Regions from separate parts of the Mus musculus genome. Here region 1 is linked to region 2. Evidence: chromatin contacts called from ENCODE Hi-C or POLR2A ChIA-PET data. All regions are on one chromosome and are shown on one strand. Each heading gives the region's core, a stretch centred on a gene start or an enhancer-like site at or near the end of the contact. The rest is flanking DNA. Distances are from core to core; before and after follow the strand shown.

Region 1 (3,082 bases), core at 116-2,615, 110 kb before region 2:
AACTCTGACAACCTAAACACAACCCTTGGAATCCCCCTATGATGGAGAAAAGAAAAAGAGGCACGCAAGCTGCCTTCTGACCTTTTTGTGCCCAATAGCACAAAATGATGATAATAGGAAAAGCTTGGAAGGTCCCCTCTGCACCCAAGGACATTCTTCAAAGCTCTGAGCCAACGTGACTCTTTCAACCCTAACATAAAGACCAATAGCGTCGTTTTGTAGGGAAAAGATCAGCTAGAAGACTCCAGGTAATATAGAGGATTGCCAGGGTGAGAGGTTTTATGGTTAAGGGCCACAAGAGCTGTTACGAGTGCCTTTGGGATGAGATGGGGCTGGAGAGATGGCTCAGCGGTTAAGAGCACTGACTGCTCTTCCAGAGGTCCCGAGTTCAATTCCCAGCAACCGCATGGTGGCTCACAACCATCTGTAATGAGATTTGATGCCCTCTTCTGATGTGTCTGAAGACAGCAACAGTGTACTCACTTACAGAAAGTAAATACTTCTTTAAAAAATAAAAATAATGCCTTCCTCCCAAGGTGCCTTTGCTTTGAAGCAATGAGTACAATCCTACAGTATGGTGTCAAATTTACCCATTAAATGCCTGATGCCTATTAACAGCAGACACCACAGCTGAGATGGACACAGTGAAGTTTAACAGATCAGACGAGACACGTGCATAAACAAAACTAGACTGAATTGATAAAAGTAAATTTCACCAAAGAACCTGCTCTTTATGGAGAGAGGGTAGTTGAGAGAAGACTTGAATCTGTGTTTGGGCTAAGACCTTAAGAAGGAATACATAAATTTTCTGGAAAGGACTCTCCGGGACCAGGAGTAAGAACTGAGCGAAGGGTTAGAAAAATCCAAAGCGAGGTCCTGTGATTCCCGGCTTGGGGGGAGGGGCTGTGGAAGGGATGTCACCGGCAGGTAATGACCCAGTCAAATCAGAGATCCGGCTAGTGGCAGGGTCTCCTAGAGCTGTCGACGGTCAGAGATTACGGGAAAGGTCAGAAGGAAAGGAGGGTGGCGAGGGCTAGAGAGCGCCATCCTGCGTGCAGGGAGGCCCTGGGCCACTCCTTACCCGCCCGGGGCGGGAGACCTCCACGGAGGATCCCGGCCACCGCCGCAGCCATCGCTACAGGAAGTTCCCATGCGCGCTGCGCGGAGACGGAAGTAGCTAAGGATTGTGGGGCAGCAGTAAAAAAAAAAAAAAAAAAAAAAAAAAAACAAAAACCCGGGCCCGGAAATAGTGGGCGTGGCGCCTGATAGGGCCGCTATGCGCATGCGTGGAGCTGGGCCTCTTTCTCCTCTTCCCCCCCTCCCCCCGTTCCGTCAGACCTGGCGTCCAGTCTCCTAGCAACGACGCGAGACCTCAAGGAACGGTTCTTTCTATTCCTTCTGGTCCTTTCAGTTTAAGGCCAGTAAAGCCACGCTACACACCTCTAACTCCAGATCCTTCGTTCCCATTTACTCCTATTTTCCACCGCACCCCCAATAATTCTCAGAACCCCCTGCCCTTGTCTCCTCAGTCTTCCCTCCAACCTGGGTTCAACCAGCCCAACCGTCTAAGCTTCTCTGCTCGCCTTCGTCCATCTACCTGCCTCAAGCAGCCGCTGTTTATTTTAGATCATGCCAGGAGACGAGCAGGAAGGTGAGTTGACAGAACAGTTGGGCAACAGTGAGGTCGGTCGGGTTTCCAAAAAAAAAAAAAAAAAAAAAAAAAAATGAACCCAAGGCGACAAAAGGCTCATCTTTCCCCAGCTAAGAAAGCTGCCCAGAGAACCGAGGAAGGTGTCCACATTACTGAAGCCCTTATCACCAAGCGGAACCTGACCTTCCCTGGAGATGAAGACCTGTCAGAAAAGATGTGAGTGGACAGGAGAGAAAGGGGTGATAGAAGGCGGGAACAGTGACGTCCAGGTTGCTGAGCTGTACTGACTTTGAAACTTTCTCTCCTTACTTACTCCACTTACTAATCAGTATTACTTTCCGGTTGGTTTTTTTACTTTTTTTTTTGTTTTGTTTTGTTTTGTTTTTTTCGGGACAGGGTTTCTCTGTGTAGCCCTGGCTGTCCTGGAACTCACTCTGTAGACCAGGCTGTCCTGGAAATCAGTAATCCACCTGCCAATGCCTCACAAGTGCTGGGATTAAAGGCGTGCGCCACCACCACCCAGCGGTTTTTACTTCTTGAAGACGATTTTTTTCATACATCCTCAGCTGCCTTGGAGGTCACTACCTCACCTCTTAGCAAACTTCAAAATTCTCCGCCCAGTTCCCAGTCTGGCCTTCCCATACTGCTGTTACACCATTGATTGTTATAAATGATAAATCTAATTACTCCCTGGTAGAAACTTCCTCAACAACCTACTACAGCCAGAGTAAAATCCAAATAGCATTAACCAACCTTATTTACAGCTACATTCTGCAAGTGTGCAATTCCTCATACCATGTTCTTTTTTTCTTTTCTTTCTTTTCTTTCTTTTTTTTTTCTTTGGTTGTTTTTTGTTTTTGTTTTTTTTCCGAGACAGGGTTTCTCTGTGTATCCCTGGCTGTCCTGGAACTCACTTTGTAGACCAGGCTGGCCTCGAACTCAGAAATCCGCCTGCCTCTGCCTCCCGAGTGCTGGGATTAAAGGCATGCACCACCATGCCCGGCTTCTTTTTTTTTTTTTAACATTCTTTTTTTTTATTATGTGTACAATTCATTCCAGCCTCCATGTCAGAAGAGGGCACTAGATCCCATCAAAGATAGTTATGAGCCACCATGTGGTTGCTGAGAATTGAACTCAGGACCTCTGGAAGAGCAGCCAGTGATGCTCTCAGCCTCTGAGCCCTCTCTCCAGCACTCATACCATGCATAGTCTTGCTTGGCATCGCCTGAGAGCTTGCCTTGTTAGAAATGAATTTCCACTGGGGATATAGCTCACTGGACACAACCACATAACCTAACTAACACACGCTAACAACCACAATAACCTGGCTGTGGTATAATCCTGGCCCTCAAGAGGTCGTGGCAGGAAGATCTGAAGTTCAAGCTCATTCCCCACCGCTACACAGAAAGTCTGAGGCCACCCAGGGTTACA
Region 2 (3,173 bases), core at 607-3,106:
CTAACTCACAGAGATCCACCTGCCTCTGCCTCCCTAGTGCTGGGATTAAAAGCATGTGCCACCACCACCCAGACAATACCCTGAACTCTTGAGGATGCTTTTTGCTGGCCTTCTGTCCTCCTTGTCCAGGACCACCTAAACACCTGAACAAGTGTTTGTCCCTTGAGGCCAGCCTAAATCTGAATTTAAAAAAACACACAAATTGATGGACTATTCTTTGTTTTTCATAATAACTCAGCTTCCAGAGTCTTTAGTCCACACAGAAGACAGTATAAAATCTGCTCGGGCTGGTGTTGCCCTCCTTGCATGCTAGCTCTCAGGAGGCAGGGGCAGCAGGATCTCTGTGAGTTTAGTCAGCACGCTCTACATACAGAACTCCAGAACAGTCAGGACCACGGAAGGAAATTGTCTGCCAGGGCAAGAGGTGCTCGCCATCCATCCCAGCACTCAGGAGTGAGGCAGAGGCTGGTGGAGCTCTGAGTTTGAGGCCAGCCTGGTCTACAGAGAGAGTTCCAGGACAGCCAGGGCTACACAGAGAAACTGCCTTGAAAAAAAAAACGAGAGAGAGAGAGAGAGAGAGAGCCTAAAAACAAGAACAGGTGTCATGTATGAGACAGGTCTGGTAGTATACATTTGTAACCTCAGCACTTAGGCAAGAGATCAGTGAGTTCAAAGTCAACCTATTTACCTAATAAGTTTCTAGTTCAGCCTGGCCTTCAGAGTGAGACCCTGTCTTAAAATCGTACCAAACCAAACTAACCAACAAACCAACCAACCAAAAATTGTCATGGTGTACAAGCGTCACAGATCTCCAGAGTGGTAAAGAGTAAAATGTTTCTAGTCACATGCCTATGAGTGATTGTGGAAAGCCGGGGTCGGGGTGGGGTGGGGGTGGGGACTTGGGGGTGGAAACGCAGATCTTGCGTGTGGTGAGAGCTGCTGTCTGCTAATACACGGCCCCGAGATGCCAGGGCTGGGCCCTTACCCTAGGCTGCAATCATGGGATAAGGGCAATCAAGCCCCAAGGATATCAGTTCCACCTCTGTGGTTTGCATAGCTTCAGGGCCCATGAAAGGCCTTTATGAGACAGTGGGCCACCTCCTGCCTTGGGAGGCTAGCACCATGGCATGCACATAAGCAGCCGAGACAGGTCCCTTCACCCCCACTAGAGCACTTGCTGATGGGCTTTGCCCAGAATGGGCCAAGCTCCCTCTGAGCTGGACAAGTTAACCATTGACTGAGGCAGGGGTGGAGGTGCAGGGGAGAGAGGAAGGGAGTATTGTAGAACCCGCTCCCCTCCCTCTACAGGGCCCCCCTAGTGGCCCTCGACCACCCTGAATGAGACTGGACAGGAAGTGGGAGATATTTCTGCCAGATAGCCAGACATACATGTTCTAGGTTGTGGGCCAGAGGGGACTGTCTTGAGCGGAGTTAAGAGTTTATATATTGAAACTTTCTCAGCAGGAATTCTTTTGGAGGCCTGGACCTTCTCCAAGAGACTAGTGAGGTGAGACTGGACGAAGTAAGAGTCCTGCTGAGCTTGTCCACCATGGAGCCATGAGCTGGGGAAACTCTGGCCAGGATCTACATCTAGGTTTCCCCACCCACCAGTCCCTGCTGCCTGTACCTGTAATCCGGACTGCTCTGGGCTGGAGGCGCGACTTTCCCTAGAGGAGTTGACAGTAGGAGCTGCCCAGGCAGGTGAGACTGGAGGAGGAGAGGGTGTCTCCAGGGTGTCGCGCTGGCCAGACTCAGCCTGGAGAGGTGGGTAGGAGCAGCTGCAGGGCAGGTGTAAGAGACAGGTGCAGAAGCAGGTACCTGCCTGCTGCGTGAGCTGCAGCTCCAGGAGTCAAGGTGAACCTGAAACCCGGCCCCTCCCAGCTAAGTAAACAGAAGCAGAGGCTGGCTCAGGCTGATGAATATTCATCACCCCAGAAATCCAATCCCAGTGCCCCTGCATCCACCCAGGAGCCAGGGTCCTCCTGGGATCACCAAGCTGGAGGACGGGATCCCGAGGGACGTCTGGGATTGGGGCGCACAGGAGCCTCTCTCCTCAGTTTTCCAGCTCTTCAGTGTCTGGTTGCACTCTGGAACCATCGCCAAAGCATCTCCCACCCATTTTCTCTTCCAAAGAGGCTCAGACCCCTCCTCGACATGGGCCACCACCTGAATCTTGCCAGGGCACACAAGAGAAAGGGTTAAGGACCATAGCGGGCTGGGCATCCCAGCTCCCTTTGAACTCCCGGGGGTTGAAACCAGTCTCTGGTTGAACTGGTTAGCAGACCGGTTCCCAGGCTGCCTGCTCTCCTCCACCCAGAGTTCCTCTGCAGGCAAGGAGACTGACTGGGATTCCCTCCTGACTAGAAGCCCCTCCACCTCCACCCCCCACCCCCAAGATCTCAGTAGAGGAAAAGGGCATGTGGGCAAGGTTCTTTAGACCCCTTGCATAGCGTCTTCCTGCTCAGAGGTGGTTACGGGGAGGGGACTTAAAATAATAGGGCAGAGCCAGGTGCCGTGTAACCCCAGGACCCAGGAAGCTAAATCAGGAAAATCATGAGTTCAAAGCCAGCCTGAGCCACATAGAGAATCTGTCTCAAAATGCTGAAAGTACACAAAGAATTTCCTGTGGGCAGGGGTTTCTCAGACTCCTAAAGAGAAAGGTAGAGAGGGAAGAGGAAGAAGAGGAGGAGGAAGAGAAGAGGGGGAGGAGGAGAGGAGGAGGAGGGAAGGTGGAGGAAAGAAAGGAGGAGGAGGAGGAGGAGGTGATAGGTATAGCAAACAGAAAGGTAGAACATGTATGTACACAGTCACCTTCCACAAACGCACCTCAGTCTGGCAGCTGGCCCTGGGGAGTGTTGTTGGGTGGCGGCCCTGAGGCCTTCTCTTGACCTTCAGATGGGTATCCCTCCAGAGTGAGACACAGCTGCTGCATATCCAGGGTTCTCACAGCTTCTTGTACCCAATATACTCACAGATGCCTTCCTTCCTCTCTGAACTGGGTATGTGTGCCCAGTACAGAGCAAGGCACTGGGGCTAAAAAAAAAACAAAGAGGCATAGATGGTCCCATTTCCCTGGCTCCCTCCCCAGGGTATGTTTTGACTCTAACTAGCCAACCCTCAAGTCTTCTCCATCTCCAGCCTTGCTTCAGTTAGGTCTAGCAGCTTCCGCCTCC

What was found. A loop is a pair of places that touch in the nucleus more often than their neighbours do. ChIA-PET counts read pairs that join two places held with the same protein, here RNA polymerase II (POLR2A).
Region 1: POLR2A ChIA-PET joins it to region 2 with 10 read pairs in embryonic stem cell. The contact joins the promoter of Lrrc46 here to the promoter of Prr15l in region 2. A Hi-C loop is called at or near these places in 1 of 37 maps with a recorded cell type or tissue (T-helper 17 cell). POLR2A ChIA-PET finds 5 or more read pairs at or near these places in 3 of 5 experiments (Patski and embryonic stem cell).

The regions. Positions count from the first base shown.
Region 1 is chr11:97,039,652-97,042,733 of GRCm38, reverse strand. Lrrc46 (leucine rich repeat containing 46) reads left to right here and starts at 1,365. Exons shown (of 8, transcript NM_027026.2): 1 at 1,365-1,651; 2 at 1,762-1,867. The coding sequence starts at 1,630. Mrpl10 (mitochondrial ribosomal protein L10) reads right to left here and starts at 1,152. Exons shown (of 5, transcript NM_026154.3): 1 at 1,082-1,152. The coding sequence starts at 1,133.
Region 2 is chr11:96,927,964-96,931,136 of GRCm38, reverse strand. It overlaps Prr15l (proline rich 15-like), which reads right to left and starts at 1,856. Exons shown (of 3, transcript NM_146026.2): 1 at 1,628-1,856.